Linked DNA regions of Mus musculus: region 1 is linked to region 2. The links are chromatin loops, found by intact Hi-C in ENCODE. Cell type or tissue: heart. All regions are shown on one strand. Links, peaks and the distances in the headings refer to the core of each region. The heading gives the core; the rest is flanking DNA.

Region 1 (10,404 bases), core at 3,363-8,362, 110 kb after region 2:
TTGTGTGAGGTGAAAGTTGTATGAAATGTGAAGTGTGTATGAGGCATATGTGGAATGAGGTGTGTGGTGTGTCAACTATGTGGTGTGAGATGTGTGTGTGGTGTGTGTAGTGTGTGGTATGTAGTATTCACTCCATAACATGTGAATTGTGATGTATGCAGTATGTATGTGGAATAAAGAATGTTAGGTATGTGTTGTGTAAGGTGTGTGAAACGAAGTATATAAAGTACATGTGGCATGTATAGTGTGTGGCATATAGATCCATAATATGTTTGAATTGTGAGGTATATAGTGTGTATGTAGTGTAAGGTATGTTATGTGTGTGGTGTTAAGTGTGATGTGTATAGATTATGTGTGGTGGGTGATGCTACACCTTGGAAAACTGATAGCAGCCCTCCTGGCTGTAGTCATAGCCCCAAAGCTGGGTGGTCGGGTGATCACTTCACTACTGATTGGTTTTATTTGCTGGGACTCAGAGCAGTGTTTCAACTCTATCCGTCTCTAGGTTGTTACAGCTAGGAGGTGAAATCCCCTATAGGCTCAAACCACCTCTTGCTTTTGCAATCTCCCCCCAAATCAAATATGCACATACAAACAAACAAAAACAACAAAGCATAGAAAAAATTCTCACTGAGGAATCTGTAGTTTGCAAGTCACAGTGTGTCCCACAGTGTATCTCTCTGTCTACACATCAATGCATCATTGGTCTGGTTTCTTTGGCTTCTGTGATAGTATCAGTATTAGCTCCTTACAGGGACTCCTCCTGGTTATCCTATTGTTGTCCTGTGTCATGGAGATCCTGCAGCTTTGGAACCGCAGCACTGGCCCTTTCATGCATCCCAACTATTTGCAGATGATATAGATTTGGGGGAGGCCCAACTCAGAGCCCTGGATCTGGGCCTGGACATTAGCTGTGCTGGTCAGTCTGCCAGCTCTCTCACCCACACCACCAGGGTGAGCTGTCCATCACTGCTCTGGTTAGGCCACACAATGCTACCATCAGCAGGAGGCAGTCAGCTTTAGGTCATGCTTTAGGTCAGTTCACCTGCACTCACACCTCCAGAGCCAGCTCCATTGTGCTACACAGTCAAGGTGCAGAGAGGGCCCACTCTCCCAAGTGCTGTAGCTTGTGAGGGGCTGGGGCAGCCCTCCTGCTCTCACAATCCTCCAGGTTGGCTCACCTGTCCATTCACCATCAGGGCCATCTCTACTGTGTTGCCCAGGCAAGGTGCAGGGCCAGATCTCCAGAATGCTACAACCAGTAAGGGGTCAGGACTAACTCTCCTGCTCTCAGGACCCCAGGTCCAGCTTTCCCAGATCATGCATGCAGGTGGCGAGGGGGGAGGCAAGAGGGCATCACCCCCACAACAACACTACCTCATGCCAGATGAGTAGTAGGGCCAGCTTTCCTATACTCACACTCTCAAGGGTTGGCTTACCAGAAAACAGCATCCCCCAACCAGGGCCAACTCTACTGTGCTGCCCAAAAGAGGTGCAGTGCTTGCTCTCCTAAGTGCTGCAGCCTATGAAGGGCAGGGTCTAATCACCCACTCTCATAATTTCCCATCTACTTTGGTGAGGGGTGACAGGGTAGAGGGCATCTCTCCCCTCCTCCCCAGGCCACCTCATAGCAGAGGGATGGCAGAGCCAGTTCTCTCTCCCTCACTCATGCCTTCAGGGCTAGCTGACCTGTATCCCTGCCACCAGGACCAGCCCTATTGTGCTGCTCAGGCTAGGTGCAGGGCCACTCTCAGACTCTCATGACCCCAGGGTCAGCTCTCCAAATGCCACAGGGGTTAGGGGAAGCATCACCTCTACAATCATATTGCCTCACAGCCAGCAGATGAGTGGTAGGACAGCTCTCCTGCACTCTTTCCTTGGGACTGGCTTCCTTACACTGCCCATACCACCAGGTTCAGCTCTGCTATGCTGTCTAGATAAGGTACAGGGCCCACTCTCCCAAGTGCTGGTGAGGGACAGATATAGCCCATGACCCTGTGGGTAGCTTTCCCAACTGCCAGAAGTGACAAGGAACAGTGAGAGGGGAACAACAACACCTCTGCATCCATACCACCCCATGGCAGACCAGTGGCTGGGTAAGCTCTCTCACACACCCTGGGGCAGCTCACCTGCACTCACATCAGGGTCATCTCTACTCTACTGTGATGCCTGGGCAAGGTGCAAGGCCTTCTCTCCCAAGTGCTGCCACTGTTGAGAGATGAGGTCAGCTCTCCAGAGTGCTGCAGGCAGTAAGGGGCAGGGGCAGTTATACACAGCCCCTGGTCATCCACAGGGTTCCTGGTGAATGTCCTGACCAGGGACATCCTTATGTTCTCTAATGGTGTTATAAGCCACACACATCTCCGCCAACCCCTGCCTCTGCGTAGCCATGAACTCAGACATGGCTCTCAGCAGCAGCTCAGGCTGGGACCTCATCACGGCCCCAGATGGCTACTCATAACAGGCTACTCCTCTCCACTCTCAAGTCTCCAGTTCCCTCTCTCCTCATAATGTGTCAGCTGCTCCACTTCTCTCTCTCTCTCTCCCATCTGGCCACCACATACTCACACATCCCACTGCAGGATGGCCATGTGGCTGGTGGGTCCCTGGGTGACATCCTCCCTCTATGTTGCATGGCATAGCAGCAATCGGGTATCTATAGCCTGTTTGTGCCAAGTGCTGGAGGGCAAGTCTGATAGTGGCACAGCTGCCTGCAGGCCTCTGTCTTCCTCTTCCTGTGTTGTGCTGCCTGGATTTGATTTGATTTGATTTGATTTGATTTGATTTGATTTGATTTGATTTGATTTGTTTTTTTTATGAGTCCTAGGCATAAGATAGCTTTGGCCAGTAAGCCAGGCATCAATCTGGGATGAAAAAAAGAGCTGCCATCTGCTCTGCCCCTGACACCACCATCAACATGCTGTTGCTTTACCCGTTGCTAGAGAGGATATAAATGGTATTGCTTGTACACCTCAGGAGGAAGGTGACATGGACTGGGAGATGCTTCAGCGCATGAGGTTTTTTTCTGCCCAAGAGGACCCAAGATCAGATCTCCAGACCCCACAGAAAACCATCATGGCAGTGTGTGTCTGTAATACCCTTGCTACTAAGGAGAGATGGGAGGTGAGGCAGGAGAATCTCTGGACACTAAAAAACAACCTGGTGTACACAAAGGCAAAAACAATAAGACAGAAGGTGAGAACCAACACCTAAATTTATCCTCTGACTGCCACAGGCATGTTAAGGTAATACATGCTTCTTGCATATGTATTTTAAAGATGTCTGTATTTATTTAATGTGTATGGTGATTGCCTGCATGCATGTATGTATATATGTGCACCAAGTGGGTGCAGGAGCCCATAGAGACCAGAAGAAAGTATTTGGATGCCCTGGAACCTGAACAACAGGTGGTTGTGAGCCACATGAAATAGGTACTAGGATCTGGAAGAGTAGCAAGTTCTCTTAACCACTGAGCCTTTTCTCCAGCCCAAAGAGATATTTGTAAAAAGTCTACATAATTTGCTCCTTTGGGTTAGTAGCAGTTATTTGGTATGCAAATGGCTCCTTATGACAGCTGCTGAGGTGCCTGGAGTCAACAGACCCTGGCTTCCCTCTGCCCCAGGGAGGGCCAGGGCCGAGTGAACAAGACCTTCCCACCCAGGGGCTCTTCACATGTTTGCTGGAAGATTATTCCTTGCTACTGCTCTTTCTGTTTGAGGGCTCAGCAGCTCCAACTGACAAGGGCAGGTGGGTTCCACTGTGGTACCTTCTTAGCTCAGTTCAATTCCCAATGCTGTTAACTTCACGAATGTCTTCTGAACCCATGCTGGGTCCAGGAGGCGGTGACTGTACCTGTCTGTGCCCAGTACAGAGTTCTATTTGCTTGGCTCTCCATAGTCCACTTGGTCAGTGAGATTGCTGTCAGTCTTTGTTGAGTCAAGGTTTTAAATTTTCTTGGTTTTGTTTGTTTGTTTGTTTTCCCACAAGACAAAGTTTTCTGTAGCTTAGGCTGTTCTTGAGGTCTCTGTGTAATTGAGTGTCAATAACCTTGAACTCCTCCTGTTCTTCTTGCCTCTATCTCCTGAGTCTTGAGATTACAGGTGTGAACCAGCTTATGTTGTGTCATGGATTGAACCCTAGGCTTTGCAAATGCTAAGCAAAGGCACTATTAACTAAGCTACATATATCCCCCAGCCCTGGATGGTACATTTTCATGGCACATTTTAGCTCTTACAATATATATGGAATCAAGTGGCATGCCTGATTATAGAGGCTAGGAGGCTCCTTCCACACTTGCCATATAATGTGTGGGGTGGCTATGCCTATGGACAGACTCCATGCACCTCTTCCTGTCCATGGTTTATCTTGTCACATGAGAAGGATTTCAAGTGTTATCAATACAGAACCTAATAGTCCATCTATCTCCATGGGAACCTAGTTCTGAGCTAGGCATAGGCATTGATCCAAGATGTGTTGATTAATTGGATGGATGAATGGATGGATGGATGGATGGATGGAGAGAGGCACTGGGTGATTTATGCTAAGTGAAAGGAAAGCCAAGGAAGTGTCCATTCTGCAGAGTCACGGGCACACATAAAGTCCTCCAACATGTCCATGCCAGATGGCATGTACACAGTGGAGGCCTACCAATTCCTTTTCTAGAGCCCATGTCTCACCAGGTCTCCTGCTTTTTATCCCAGGAGGTTAGGCAGAGCGAGGCTCTGAGCTGGGCTGTCTGGGCTTGTTCCCAGGCCAGGCAACAAGCTTCCCACACTGGCTCCAGGATCCCATCTTGGCGGCTGCATCAAAGCTCTGTCTAGCCCTGGAGGCTGAAGTTGCTGGAGGTAGCCACACATTCCTGTGGGGCTTGGCAGTGTGATGTTCCACAGAGTGCAGGTGAGGAGTATAAAGGCTGCAAGATGTGTTCTGAACTAAGGCAGTCCATGAGCTTGAGGCAAGACCTGACTGGTCAGCCCAGGGAGGCAGGGCTGTGGATACTGTTAGCATTGGTGGTCAGTGTCTGTTGGCACTGCTTCTGAGCAATGAGGTTTATGCTTCCCACCTCCTTTCCTCAACCCATCTTAGAGAAGGTCTTCAATGTACGCTTGGCTGAAGATCTGTCACTAGTTAGCTAGTTCTGGAAGACAGAGATTTGAGCATACAACTCAAAGTTGTACTTTGGGACTGCTTTTGCTAAGAACAAAATAAAATGCCCTGTATTGTTGCAAAGCCCACTATGAAGAATGATGATGTAACCTTCCTGAATGGCCAAGGATACTGTGTATATGTTTACATATACTGAGTATATGTTACAACCAGAGGTAAGCTTCAGAAATACATTGCTCATCCCACTATACTTGTGGTCATGGCTGTCTTCCCAGCATCTGGGAGTTCCAGATGTTGAAGGTGTGGCTTGATAGCTAAGACAGGGATAGGGCTCCCTCCCCTGGAAGCTGTGTGTCTGTACTCAGGTGGCTGTTCCCTGCTCAGGATCAGCTAGGTTCCACCCAGCAAGCAGAACCTTGTCCTTCCACTTGGGGTGTGGTATCGCTGTTGAATCTTTCTGACCAATAATATGTATGTAATGAATCCGGTTGCTAGGCTGCATCTGGTTGTTTTCAGAGCCAGCACTTGCTGCCAAATCTGAAGGAGTGAAAAACTCCCTGGGAGGGCTTGTGTCTCATGTGTGGCCATCCCTCCTGCCTAGTATTAAGGTCCACAGGCTCATGGAACGAACCTCTTGAGTACAGAATCCAGTCTTATCTCTGTCACCTAATATCTACCCTCCCATAGCCAGCAGCTTACTGTGAGGTTCTGCCATCTCTGACTGTGTCCAGGCTCTTGTTATTCAAAGTGTTTTACTGCACTTCTCTTATTGCTAAAAAAAACCTGGAAGCCATTTAAAAATTAAGGTACCATAAAACATGATGTAATAAAAACCAAAGTCCACAAGCTTAACCGACATGGGACAAATATGGCCATCCTTAGGTAGAAGCAGCCATCTGTCATCTTCACCAGATGGCTCAACGCTGGGCTTCAGGACCAGTGCCACTGCTTGGGAGAAACAGCCACAGGGAATGGAAGAAGAAGAGGCCTTGTTTGAGAGATTCGTACCTAAGCGTGAGTAAACTGGGGGCTACATTTTTCAAGCTGTCTGGAAATGATGTGTATTTCTTTCTTTCGAATAATCTATTTGGGAAGTGGGGGGTGTCTACATCTATTGGTGACTGGCTGAGCCTCAGGCTACTTCACACTCTGCAAAAAGACAGAATGGGAAGGGAAGGGAGACACTACTTTCTAAGGAACACTTGCAATACTGAGAATCATTAAAAATAACCATGCAGCTAAAAATACAAGTCAGACATATCTCTGAGATGCTCCTGCTGAGCCTGGCCTGTTTCACCTGTGCGTAGAGTGTGAATTACCCAGACGACAGCTTTTGTAACTAAGTGTTTATTCAAAGGCTGTTGAACATGTAAGCAGGAACTGGGTTTTAATACCACTTCCCCCTAGGATTAACAGAGTGAAGAAGTAGGTGCCTGAGGACAAGGAAAGGTGACTGGACGTGATGTCTCCAGTGTTTCAAGTCACTGTCCTCATAGTTCCTCATCTGACTCATGCTCAGGACACGGCAATGGCATTATGATCTGAGTAGGGGGAGTGCACAGGAAAACATCGGCTCCTGATGCCATAGCTCACCCATCAGACACTTTCTAGGTACAAGTGAATGGTTGGTGGTTTCAAGAAAAGTGCCTTCAACTGCTGAAAAGTAACCATACAACCATGTTATTGCCTTTACCCATAGGACAGAGTACAAGAGCTTCTCTTGTAGGAAGCTAGTGACAGGCTTCTAGATGTATAGCCTCAAAAGTTGTGATTTTTGAAAGTTAACCAAAAGCAAAATGACAAGGGCTGGAGTGGTCGTGGGTGGCAGAGCACTTGCTTAGCATGCAAGGAGCTATGGGTTTAGTCCCTAGGATCATGAAAGCAAGTGACTAAAAGCCGGTATGGGGATGGAAGAGGGAGCAGTGGTAAAGAACATAGAGGACCTGAGTTCAAGTCCCACACCCATGCCAGTTGGCCTACAATTGCCTGTAACTGCAGCTCTAGGGGTTCAGCACCTCTGGCCTCCACAGACACCTGCACTCACATATACACACTTGACGCACAGACTGAATAATAAACGTAAATCTTAAGAAATAGAAGCTAGGGTGACTCACATATAAGACTCTTCATAGCCTCCCCCATCCCAGGATTCCATCTAGTCTCACACCAACTTCCACTCTTACTCCCATCCCTCTCCTGCCCCACCTACTTGATTGCCATTTTCATACCCCTTTCCACCCCAATCTCCCACCCAGTTCTTTCTCTCCATCCACCTCTGATGACTATTCTCTTTTCCATTCTGAGCGAGACACACATCTTCCCTCAGGTTGTCCTTATTACCCAGTTTCTCTAGGTCTGTGGATTGTAGCATGCTTATTCAGTACTTTATGGTTAATGTCCAATTTTAAGTGAGTGCATACCATATGTCTTTCTAGGTCTGCATTACTTGGTTTCAAGTGTGTCTCTTGGTTTCCATGTGGGTCCCCTAACAATTGCAGCAGGGCTATCTCTGACTCTGTTGCTTGCCATTGGATCCCCTTCCCCTACCTGAACTGCCTGGTTGGGCCTCAGTAGGAAAGGAGGTGCTTAGTCCTTCTGGGACTAGATGTCCTAGGGTGGGGAGGTACCCAACCCTTCTCTGAGGAAAAGGGGAGGTGGTAGTAGGGGGAGGGATTTGTAAGGGCAGGACTAGGAAGAGAAGAGGGAGGGAGGCTATGACTGTAATGTGAATAAAAATAAATTGTAGAAAGAAAATAATAATTAAAAAAAATAAAAGCGAGTACAGTTAGAGGGTTTATCCAGAGTTGATCATTGGACTTCAGAGAAGTTTCTAGAAGTGTGAATCCCTGCTGAAATCCTTTCCAGGACAAGAAGTGTGAGCCGTTTCTTCCCCACAGGCTGATTCTGACCACCAGGGCCATATTTAGGGCCTTCTTCAAGAAAGCCTCAGGGTCAGCACATTGTCACTGTGTGGCTTATTGTGGATCCCTCCTCTAAGCAGGAACCACTCAATTTTCTAACATACACCTGTCTCTTTTGCCAGCTATAATTCCTCTACTCAGGCTGGTCCTCCCTCAGGGAGCACTCCAGACCTAGAACCTCTGCAGCATACAATTCTGTTAGAAAACAGATGGGATTTCAATCACCTTACATCCCTCCCACCATCTATGATGGTCTCAAAAAAAAAAAAAAAAAAAAAGAGCCGGGCGTTGTGGTGCACGCCTTTAATCCCAGCACTTGGGAGGCAGAGGCAGGTGGATTTCTGAGTTCGAGGCCAGCCTGGTCTACAGAGTGAGTTCCAGGACAGCCCGGGCTACACAGAGAAACCCTGTCAGGAAACAAACAAACAAACAAACAAACAAACAAAAAGCCACAAACCCTTCTCCCTAAAGCACTACCAGAAGTTACTCAATGCTCTGGGAATCATTTGGTCCTGCCCTATGACTAATGGAAGCTGTCATTTTGTCCTTACTCAAGCCATAACCCCAGGAAAGGAGACATGTGCATGCTCCCTGCTGGCCAGAAGGTGTCAGCTTCTCATTTCTGCTCTGCAGTTGGCACGAGGGACAATTGCTCTACCACTGATCCACACCCCTAGCCCTCCCTTTACTTTTTATTTGTGAGATAGCATCTCACCAAATTGCAAGGTCCATCCTTGAATTGGCCCTGTAGTTTCCAGAACCTGAACCAGCACTCCTGCCTCAGGCTCTTGAATAGCTGAGATGACAGGCCAGCACAGCAAGATGCTGCTCAGCTGCACTCTGCCGTGGAAAGTCAAGATTCCCTCAAGACCCTGCCTTCAAAGATTTCCTTCTGCAGATGGAGACATCTTCAGTGTGCAGGGGAGGGCCTGACCTATTCAGTCTGCTTCAGTGTTGAACACATGCTTATGTCACCTTGTGTCATTACAATACACAAAGAACTGAGTACCATCAGGGGAAGAAATTAGTGACTGAATACAAGAAGAAGTCCTCACCCTGCCAAGTCCTGCCTTTCCTGGTCTCTTTGTTTACTGGCTTTCTTGGTTCCCATTTCAGGGCCACCCCAGGACCATCCACAAGCTTGGATAAGCACAGCTGCTGTTCATGCCTGCAGGGATCAGAAGTTCAATGACAGGCAATAATACATACAAGGACAACCCGTGAGCACTTTGTGGAAATGCCTGCAGAAGGGTACCTCCCATTCTCCATAGGCTTCAGGATGCTTCTTGAAGCAGGTCACAGTGACAGAGGATAGAATGTAGGCCAGAGGGAGAGAATACATAAGGTTTGCTGACTAAATACATCCTGTATGGACAGGTAGGCACCTCAGAGAGCATAAGGAGGGATTGAGTGTGGCCAGAATGGACATTCACTGTGGATTTGTCTGAAGAACGGGGGAACCAAAGTGGGTTGAGCTACTAGATAAATGTGAATTTTCTCAGTCATTGACAGGGCATGTGGGCAGCTGGGTAGCAGTCTCAAGTGATGACAAGGAAGGCCTGCTTTGTTGGAGTCTGGAGATGAAGGAGGCAGCATTTGAGAACCGGCAATGCTCCCCTCTATATGGCCATGAATGGGACCCGGGAATGAAACCTTAGCTGGGCAGGTGCCAAATCTGTTCCAAGAGCCTGATGGTCACCTGCAGCAAGAAGAGGGCAAGGAACAACCACGGGAGTGTGTGTGTGTGTGTGGGGGGGGGGCAGGGCTCAGTTCCTGCGATGCAATGTGAGGTGCTGTCTGGATCCTTACAGGAAATGTTCAGTAGACACAGAGTTCAGGAGTGAGGTCTGGGTAGGACAGAAGCTGCAAGTTCGCTTCTTCTAGGTGACTAAATATGGCCTCTGCTTCCAGCCTCCACCTCCTTGATGTCAGTCGTGGCTGGTCACACCATCAAGTTCACTTTAAGTTCCCTTCTCTTCCTTTCTCTGCTCCTGCAGGGGCCTGCAATGCTGGTGCTAGCTCAATAAAAGCTGTAGGCATCCACCTTCCACTACACAGCTGTGTTTTCTTACAGTGGTGGAGGTGGGAAGCCTGAGACCAAAGGTGGCTTTGCCTCCTGTCCCTTTCTCACCTCTGTATTGCTTGTGGTGTCCTTGGCTTGGAGTAATATCATCCTAGTCTCCGCTTATATCTGCACATAGCCTCCTCCATGATTTCTGTCTCGTAGGACCTGCCTCACTTCTGCCTGACCTCATCTAATATCAACTGACTCCTTCCTATTTCCAAACGAGGTCACCTCCACAGGCACAGGGATTTAGGACTTCAACTGTAAGCCTGAACTGTAGGACAAGAGCAGTAACTACCCCTCTGCCTCTGT
Region 2 (10,404 bases), core at 3,218-8,217:
CTGTGTTTGCTGGGCCCCGGCATAGTCTCACAAGAGACAGCTACATCTGCGTCCTTTCAATAAAATCTTGCTAGTGTATGCAATGGTGTCAGCGTTTGGATGCTGATTATGGGGTGGATCCCTGGCTATGGCAGTCTCTACATGGTCCATCCTTTCATCTCAGCTCCAAACTCCGTCTCTGTAACTCCTTCCATGGGTGTTTTGTTCCCAAATCTAAGGAGGGGCATAGTGTCCACACTTCAGTCTTCATTCTCCTTGAGTTTCATGTGTTTAGCAAATTATATCTTATATTTTATCTTACATAGATTGTCAATGGAATGTATATTAAAAATTTAAAAACTCTTTTACCTAACCATAGCATACTGACAAAAATTAATTTCATTCCTAAGTAGATGCTTGTTAATGTTACTGGAAACACCAGGAGGTCTGGGTGGGAAGCCAAGGTAGAGCTGGGACTGAGACCTCATTGTGTCGTTCCCATAAATACACACTGATTTGCAGAGATATAAAAAGACTTGCTACTGTATAGTTATTTAACCTTCTATGCTAACTAACCAACTTGATTCTACTCTACCAAAGTTGAAAAGAAGAACGACAAAATAGTTTACTCTTTCTTAAAAACCAAAATACAACCATAGGAAAGTCCAGGAGATTTGGGACTCACTGTTGAGGAAAAAACAAAACAAAACAAAAAACAAAAACAAGCAGGCATGGTGATGCACACCTATAGTCTCAGCCCTGGAGAGACTGAGATGGGAGAATTGCCACAACTACAAGGCTAACCTGGACCTCTGTATAAAAAAAAATAAAATAAAAAACAGAACAGAACAACACCACACAGGCTTTTCTTTTTATTTGTTTTTGTTTTTTTTTTTACAAATTAAAGACTCAAACTCCTGAGACAAAACAACTCACATGGCTTTGAGCTCCCTGCAGGTTTCTTCTAGTCAGGCCCTCAGCTGTCCCCTAGGCAGCCCTGCCAGTGGCTCCTGGGTGACTTTTGTTCTAGCTGAGCATCAAGAACAGGTGAAAAATTGGTCCAAAGTTACTATGTCTATTTTAGACTTAGGAAGTGTTTATTGTTGGCACTGCTATGCGTCTTCACAATAAGCGTCCTATACTTAGCACAAGTTCCAAAGAGTAACTGTACAGCTTTTAACGTAATACACTCAAAGCATCCCACACAGGGTTTATAGCAGCCAGCCACCTGTACGGGACACCTGGGGTGTGTCCCATCTGGAGGATGTGTTCACTCCTGCAGGCACCAATCATGTCAATATTTACCTAGCTAGAATTCTCTGGCCTGCTTCTCATCCAGGCACCTCCCTGCTGTGCATTTTCAGAACTGTACACATATAATGGCTAGTTTCAGGCAAAGATTATTTCCACGGAAGGTATGTACATCTTTACAAATGTACCAAAAATGTGGCAAATTAATGTTTTCATCATGTACATACTTAAAATGTTTAGCAAATATAGGTATGAACTTTAGTTTTGTTGGTTTGTTAAGTGTTAATGTTTTGAAAAATATTTGTTCATTTTATTTTATGTATATGTGTGGGGTTTACTTATATGTATGTCTATGCACTACATGCATGCCTGGGTGCTTGAATAGACCTGAAGAGACCATTTAACCCCTGGAACCACCACAGGGGTGCTGAGAATTGAACTTGAGTCTTCTACAAGAGCATCAAGTGCTCTTAACTCCTGAGCCAGCCCCCTAGATGTTAATTTTCAAAAACTGGTTAATAATCATGTTGACTTGTCCATCATAATAAATCCACACCAGAGAGACAGATACATATATTGATAATATTCCAGTTGATAAATGCAGTGGAGAGAAAGATGAGAACCATGCTAGAATGTTTCGTCCACTTTACACTACCCCACTGAGGCTTGGTGTGAAACATCTTCTGCACAGTCCTGTGTGCACACATGCAAACACACAGGCAAAACTGTGCACATCTAACCTTGTGCATATGCCCTACACACCTGACCCATGTGTGCAAAAACAGAGCCCGAAGAAAGTACAGGAAATGAAGGAAAGTAGTTTAAGGATACAGTTTTAGCTAAAAAACACAAAGCCAAGCACAGTGGCTTATACCTGCAATCCTAGAACAGAAGATGCTGAGGCAGAAGGGTTTCAGGCTGGCCTGGGCAATACAGTGAGATGTTTCAAAACTTTGGTTCATATTTTACAGTAAATCTTGATAGTCTGCTTTCTACTGGATAGAGCTATACTTGAGCCACATTGGTTTTGAGACCAAGGTTTCTCTACATAGACCTTGCTGTTGTGAAACTCAACAGGCTGGCCTCAAACTCAACAGAGATCCAGCAGCCTCTGCCTCCTGAGAGTTCTGGGATTAAAGAAATGTGCCACCATTCCTGGCTTCTTGAGCCACATATTTTTTAAAACTAACTTCCTTCCTTCCTTCCTTCCTTCCTTCCTTCCTTCCTTCCTTCCTTCCTTCTCTCTCTCTCTCTCTCTCTCTCTCTCTCTGTATTTATTTATTTATTTATTTATTTATTTATTTATTTATTTATTTATTATAAGTGTTCTATTCGCATGTATACTTGCATGCCGTAAGAAGGCATCAGATCACATTGTAGATGGTTGTGAGCCACCATGTGGTTGCTAGGAATTGGACTCAGGACCTCTGGAAGAGCAGGCGGTGTTCTTAACCGCTGAGCCATTTCTCTAGCCCCAAGTCACATTTTTAATGATGGATACTGACTTTGCTTTCAGCAAGTTAAAAATTATCATTTGCATAATGCTGTATTTTATTTAATCTCTAGGTTACAAATGGGGTGAAAGTCATAAAGTACAGGTGTGGTGATCCCTTTCATTCCATCCCAGCAGCTGTCACAGGGTCTGGGTAAGCAGGTACTTCTGGGATCACCTATAAGGGCAGATGGAGTGATCGCACCACACATGCACAGGCATTCTGCTCCTGAGTCAGGACACCGTGAACTCAAAGCCCTGATTCTGAAGAGTTCATTTTACAACGTTATAAACACTAGGCCTACTTTTGCTTCGTAATTATATCTTTTTAAATTTATTTTTCCCTCCCAAATATAGTTCTTTTGGCTTTTTGCATAATAACTTTTATTCTTTATTTTGTTTGATGAATTGCTTTGTTAATTTTTAAATAAAAACTATTATGTTGTGTTTAAGGGCTACAACATAAGGTTTTTATTCTTTCTGTCTCACTCTCTCTCCCTCCCTTCCTTTTTTCCTCTCTCTCTACCTGCTTCTCTTTCTCAAGAAAAGTTTAATCTGGCCTTTAACTCTTTTTAAAAAATAAAATGAAATAGTATATTTGTTTAAAAGGGAAAGCTGGTTGTGTTTTTGCTGGCCTCTAAAATAAATAGTAATCAGCTTCACAAAAAGAGATTTATTTATTTTTATTTTATGCATACAAGTATTTGCATGTGTGGATATATACATGCTGTATGAGTGCTTTTAATCACTGAATGACTTCTCCAACCACAATGAGTTAAAAAAACAAAAACCAAAAAACCAAAAAATAAGAAAACCTTACTATTGAGGTTCACACCCCCTGTAACTCGAGCTCCAGGGAATTCCAATGTCTTTGGCCTCCAAAGGCACCTGCCTTCTCAGGCACTCCCCAAGAATGCATAATTAAATATATATTATATATAATAAATATAAATAATATATGGGAAATTTATATATATACATATAGTATGTCTGTGTGTGTATATGTGTGTGTCTGTGTGTGTATATATGTGTGTGTGTCTGTGTGTGTGTCTGTGTGTATATGTGTGTGTCTGTGTGTGTGTCTGTATGTGTGTCTATATGTGTGTGTGTCTGTGTGTATACGTGTGTGTGTATGTGTGTGTGTAAAACCTCAAACAGTGGAGTCAGGAGGATCCTCCAGAAGCTTGAAGGCTGGAGCACATAGTACAGCAGCAGAAACAACAAAGATCCTGCCTCAAAAACATGGTGGAAGGAGACAACCAACTCACTAAAGTTTCCCCTGACTTCCACATGCTGTGGCATGAAAAACACCTTACTTACATACACATCAAACATAGGTATAAACATACACATACTCTAATAAAAAATTAATTGGAAAGATCATAAATGAGACAAAAGCTGTGCCAGCAGATGTGTAATTGTATTTTTGAGGAAAGCTGGGGGATTAATGAGACAGGACTTTTTTAGACGTAAAGATCTCCTATTTCTTGGGTCTCCACATAAGGGCAAGCCTATGGATGTGGTGAGGACTCAGCATCAAAGTAGGCATCTGGGCCATCTTTCTAAGCTACACACTGAAGGGAAGCCTATCGAACAACCAACAAAGCACTGTGGAGAAGGCAAGCTGGGTGCTGAGGCTGTGAGAGCTGTATTCCCCTAGAGACATGTCCCACCCAACCCTACCCCTCTGTGAGTGATCCCTTTTGCAAATAGGGTTTTTGCAGCCGTAGTTAGCCAGGATCCTGTGTGGCTTGACCCACTTTCTGGACAACAATACTACCATAGACTGGGAATAGCAGCAGGAGTTAATCTGGCAAGAGGCTCAGTGGGTGAAAGCATGCGCCTCATAAACCAGATAGCTTGAGTTACAGTTAGACATTGACTCCTGAAAACTGTCGTCTAACTTCCACACAGGTGCTCTGGCATGCATGTACACCACAAACACACACACACACACACACACACACACACAGAGAGAGAGAGAGAGAGAGAGAGAGAGAGAGAGGCAGAGAGGCAGAGAGAGAGAGAGGCAGAGAGAGAGAGAGAGATCAAAATTAAAACAAAAACAAATAAACAAAAATAACAGTTTATTGGAATCATAGTCCAGAATAGAAGCGCTACTTCTGCTAAGGGCCTCTGGGTGATCCATAGCACCCAGCATCACAGGATGGGGTGAGATCCTGGTATAAAGAATTCACTCAACTGTAATGACATTCATCTGTACCCAAGGGCAGAGCTCTCCTGACCTGATCTCCTTAACACCACTGCCAAGCCAAAAAGAAAGTTTCTACACAAGTTTGGAAGGGACATTGACACCATTACTGTGACATACTAGATTTATGTAGGCCTTTCAGGGGCTAAATCCTTATGAGAAAAGGGTTTCTTGGACACAGATGGGCACATGGGAGAAGCTAGGTGCTGGAGGAGACAGACTGGAGAGATGCAAGTATAAGATATTTTTAGGGAGTTGAGAGCCAATAAGAAATACCCAGGATCCAAGCAAGCAAGACCAAGATGCCTGGATTTCAACCAAAGATTACCGCATATATGAGAGAGAGACTAGATGAGACCCAAAACAAGGAGGAAAACTAATGGACCCAAACCAACCCAGAAGTTACAGAGACGTTAGCACTAATAAAAAAGTGGAAAATTTCAGTTATAAGTGTACATCATTTGTTCAATAAGCCAAATAGAGTTCCAGAGTTATAACTGAGGCACAGAAGAGAGATCTAGACGTAGTGGCCAGGCCATCAACATCTGTGTCCGCAGGAACCCAGGGGCTTTTGTGACTGAGGAGTCTGGTTGGAATTTTTAGTAGGTTCATTAGGTGTAGAGGGCCAAGCAGCCAGGTTGCAGTTCCCAGAACAGCCCACAGGTGGCAGGTGGGGACGGCCTGGAGACTTTGGCAGAGCTGAATGGGGCGTGTGTGAGAAACAGAACCCTGAGAGCATTCTTTTCCAAACAGAGGGCTTAAGGAGAAAAGTCTTGGCTGCCGGTGTGTGATCTGAGAACTGATAGAAAGGACCCCGCTGGCAGAGCTGCAGTGCTCAGGACTCAGCAGGGTGACTCACGCTGGGGCAGGCAGGGACCGCCTCCCTGGAACAGCAGGAGGTTGGTGGGGGGAGGAACAGTGCACCTACATTTGCTCCTGCGAGGCGACTGCCACCTTGCTCACAGGTTCTGATGACGCTGACCACCGTGGTCGACTTCGGGAAGACTGCCTACAGCTTACTTTTTGGAAGCTTTCTGGCAGATGGTCTAGAGGGACTGAGGCTGATAGTCTGCATTGTGCACAGGATGTACTCTAGTCGTAGACGCAGCCACAGGTTTCTCCCTGGGGCTTAGAAATGGATTCCAATTTAAAGGAAACACAACTACAAAGCAGGCTGCAAAGGAGTTAACTATTCTGGGGAAGTAGTGGCTCCCTATAAAAGGAGCATTCAGGAGATGGAGGCAAGGTCCGAAGTTCAAGGTCATCCTTGGTACAGAGTGTGTTGGAAGCCAGCCTGGGCTACACAAAAAACCAGCCTCCAACCCCAGATACAAGTGAGTCTGGTAAGTCTAGGAAATAAAGAGTTCTGGTTCTGAAGACTGTGGTTCAAGCAAAACAAAACTGTCAAGATCCCATGTTTACTGAGGACTCTCTAGAAAAACAGGACCAATAGGAGATGCGTCTATGTAACATGTATATAATCACACATGTTCCTGCCTTACTATGAGACTATATTCCATTGAAATCACAGGAAGTTGAAAAATATCAACATGTGTGAGTGTATTGAGTATACCTTTCCAACTCTCCCAGTTTGGCCTTGTCAACCTTAAACATGCTCTAAACACTGAAATCAGCCTACAGCTAGGAAGATCTATCTAAGTCAAAGCCTGTTGGACAGCAAGTTACCTATTGAACAGTGCCTCTGTACCCAGGGACAAACAAGTGCATTGCTGTGTGCTTGGTTCTGTTCTGTGGCCTTAGCAGGTCCCCATCCCATTCCCTAGAACCAGTTTAAGTCACACAGAAAAGGCCTGCTGTTGGGAGCCGCGCCCACATTCGCCGTTACAAGATGGCGCTGACAGCTGTGTTCTAAGTGGTAAACAAATAATCTGCGCATGTGCCAAGGGTATCTTATGACTACTTGTGCTCTGCCTTCCCCGTGACGTCAACTCGGCCGATGGGCTGCAGCCAATCAAGGAGTGACACGTCCGAGGCGAAGGAGAATTCTCCTAAAAAAGGGACGGGGTTTTCGTTTTCTCTCGCTCTTGCTTCTCTCTCTCTTGCTTCTTGCTCTCTTGCTTCTTGCACTCTGTTCCTGAAGATGTAAGAATAAAGCTTTGCCGCAGAAGATTCTGGTCTGTGGTGTTCTTCCTGGCCGGTCGTGAGAACGCGTCTAATAACAATTGGTGCCGAAAGACCGGGAAGAAAAACCCGGGAGGGAGTTAACCATCACCGGCGCAGGAGGGATACTTCATTTCAGAACCAGAACTGCGGATCACGTTTATAAAGGTTCCCGTAACACAGACTGTTGAGAAGGATTCAACTGCCGAATTCAGAACTCATCAGCTGGGGAACGACGGTGATAAAGGTTCCCGTAAAGCAGACTGTTAAGAAGGATTCAACTGTATGAATTCAGAACTTTTCAGCTGGGGAACGAGAGTACCAGTGAGTACAGCTTTACGAGGTAAGCCTGGCCTTGAACTTTCTAACGAAATTCAAGACAGTCTATCAGAAGTAAAGTGGAATATGTTTGGCCTTGAATTTTTTCTGGTGTTAGGAGCCCTTTTGTTCCTTTTCACATGTTATCAAGTGATTAAGATAGGGCTGAAAATTCTAGAGGAAATTCAGGGTAATCTATCAGAAGTAAAGCGGGGAGAGAAAGTAGGAGCAAAAAGAAAATGTAGTACACAAACTAAGTATACAGGCCTTTCCAAGGGTCTTGAACCCGAGGAAAAGTTAAGGTTAGGTAGGAATACCTGGAGAGAGATTAGAAGAAAAAGAGGAAAAAGGGAAAAGAAGAAAGATCAATTAGCGGAGGTCTATAGGAAAAGGAGCCTGTGCTCATCGCTGGATGAGCTCAGGAAGCCAGCTCTTAGTAGTTCTGAAGCAGATGAAGAATTCTCCTCTGAGGAAACAGACTGGGAGGAAGAAGCAGCCCATTACCAGCCAGCTAATTGGTCAAGAAAAAAGCCAAAAGCGGCTGGCGAAGGCCAGTTTGCTAATTGGCCTCAGGGCAATCGGCTACCAGGTGCACTCCCGCCCTATGCGGAGTCCCCGCCCTGCGTAGTGCGTCAGCCCGTAGTGCGTCAGCAATGCGCAGAGAGGCAGTGCGCAGAGAGGCAATGCGCAGACTCATTCATTCCCCGAGAGGAACAAAGGAAAATAGAACAGGCATTTCCAGTCTTTGAAGGAGCCGAGGGTGGGCGTGTCCACGCTCCGGTAGAATATGTGCAGATTAAAGAACTTGCCGAGTCGGTCCGTAAATATGGAACCAATGCTAATTTTACCTTGGTGCAGTTAGACAGGCTCGCCGGCATGGCACTAACTCCTGCTGACTGGCAAACGGTTGTAAAAGCCGCTCTCCCTAGTATGGGCAAATATATGGAATGGAAAGCGCTTTGGCACGAAGCTGCACAAGCGCAGGCCCGAGCAAACGCAGCTGCTTTGACTCCAGAGCAGAGAGATTGGACTTTTGACTTGTTAACGGGTCAGGGAGCTTATTCTGCTGATCAGACAAACTACCATTGGGGAGCTTATGCCCAGATTTCTTCCACGGCTATTAGGGCCTGGAAGGCGCTCTCTCGAGCAGGTGAAACCACTGGTCAGTTAACAAAGATAATCCAGGGACCTCAGGAATCCTTCTCAGATTTTGTGGCCAGAATGACAGAGGCAGCAGAGCGTATTTTTGGAGAGTCAGAGCAAGCTGCGCCTCTAATAGAACAGCTAATCTATGAGCAAGCCACAAAGGAGTGCCGAGCGGCCATAGCCCCAAGAAAGAACAAAGGCTTACAAGACTGGCTCAGGGTCTGTCGAGAGCTTGGGGGACCTCTCAGCAATGCAGGTTTAGCGGCTGCCATCCTTCAATCCCAAAACCGCTCCATGAGCAGAAATGATCAGAGGACATGTTTTAATTGCGGAAAGCCTGGGCATTTTAAGAAAGATTGCAGAGCTCCAGATAAACAGGGAGGGACTCTCACTCTTTGCTCTAAGTGTGGCAAGGGTTATCATAGAGCTGACCAGTGTCGCTCTGTGAGGGATATAAAGGGCAGAATTCTTCCCCCACCTGATAGTCAATCAACTGATGTGCCAAAAAACGGGTCATCGGGCCCTCGGTCCCAGGGCCCTCAAAGATATGGGAACCGGTTTGTCAGGACCCAGGAAGCAGTCAGAGAGGCGACCCAGGAAGACCCACAAGGGTGGACCTGCGTGCCGCCTCCGACTTCCTATTAATGCCTCAAATGAGTATTCAGCCGGTGCCGGTGGAGCCTATACCATCCTTGCCCCCGGGAACCATGGGCCTTATTCTCGGCCGGGGTTCACTCACCTTGCAGGGCTTAGTAGTCCACCCTGGAGTTATGGATTGTCAACATTCCCCTGAAATACAGGTCCTGTGCTCAAGCCCTAAGGGCGTTTTTTCTATTAGTAAAGGAGATAGGATAGCTCAGCTGCTGCTCCTCCCTGATAATATCAGGGAGAAATCTGCAGGACCTGAGATAAAGAAAATGGGCTCCTCAGGAAATGATTCTGCCTATTTGGTTGTATCTTTAAATGATAGACCTAAGCTCCGCCTTAAGATCAACGGAAAAGAGTTTGAAGGCATCCTTGATACCGGAGCAGATAAAAGTATAATTTCTACACATTGGTGGCCCAAAGCATGGCCCACCACAGAGTCATCTCATTCATTACAGGGCCTAGGATATCAATCATGTCCCACTATAAGCTCCGTTGCCTTGACGTGGGAATCCTCTGAAGGGCAGCAAGGGAAATTCATACCTTATGTGCTCCCACTCCCGGTTAACCTCTGGGGAAGGGATATTATGCAGCATTTGGGCCTTATTTTGTCCAATGAAAACGCCCCATCAGGAGGGTATTCAGCTAAAGCAAAAAATATCATGGCAAAGATGGGTTATAAAGAAGGAAAAGGGTTAGGACATCAAGAACAGGGAAGGATAGAGCCCATCTCACCTAATGGAAACCAAGACAGACAGGGTCTGGGTTTTCCTTAGCGGCCATTGGGGCAGCACGACCCATACCATGGAAAACAGGGGACCCAGTGTGGGTTCCTCAATGGCACCTATCCTCTGAAAAACTAGAAGCTGTGATTCAACTGGTAGAGGAACAATTAAAATTAGGCCATATTGAACCCTCTACCTCACCTTGGAATACTCCAATTTTTGTAATTAAGAAAAAGTCAGGAAAGTGGAGACTGCTCCATGACCTCAGAGCCATTAATGAGCAAATGAACTTATTTGGCCCAGTACAGAGGGGTCTCCCTGTACTTTCCGCCTTACCACGTGGCTGGAATTTAATTATTATAGATATTAAAGATTGTTTCTTTTCTATACCTTTGTGTCCAAGGGATAGGCCCAGATTTGCCTTTACCATCCCCTCTATTAATCACATGGAACCTGATAAGAGGTATCAATGGAAGGTCTTACCACAGGGAATGTCCAATAGTCCTACAATGTGC

Evidence for each region. A loop is a pair of places that touch in the nucleus more often than their neighbours do. Peaks named below come from ENCODE experiments on the same cell type or tissue, not always from the same donor. Only the 100,000 strongest peaks of a DNase experiment are listed, where the experiment ranks them.
Region 1: a loop joins it to region 2, with 5 times the contacts of the local background. A loop is called at or near these places in 6 of 42 quality-filtered maps.

Annotation. Positions count from the first base shown.
Region 1 is chr16:97,665,956-97,676,359 of GRCm38, reverse strand. Gm41512 (a long non-coding RNA gene) reads left to right here and starts at 5,653. Exons shown (of 3, transcript XR_876311.2): 1 at 5,653-6,120; 2 at 9,144-9,404; 3 at 10,255-10,404. In heart, for the core only: a CTCF peak has its summit at 5,440; no DNase peak of the experiment used is centred there; H3K27me3 peaks cover 1,074 bases.
Region 2 is chr16:97,774,101-97,784,504 of GRCm38, reverse strand. No RefSeq gene overlaps it. Among named protein-coding and RNA genes, the nearest start is that of Ripk4, 16 kb to the right of the region's middle. In heart, for the core only: a CTCF peak has its summit at 5,577; a DNase peak (open chromatin) is centred at 5,754; H3K4me3 peaks cover 371 bases.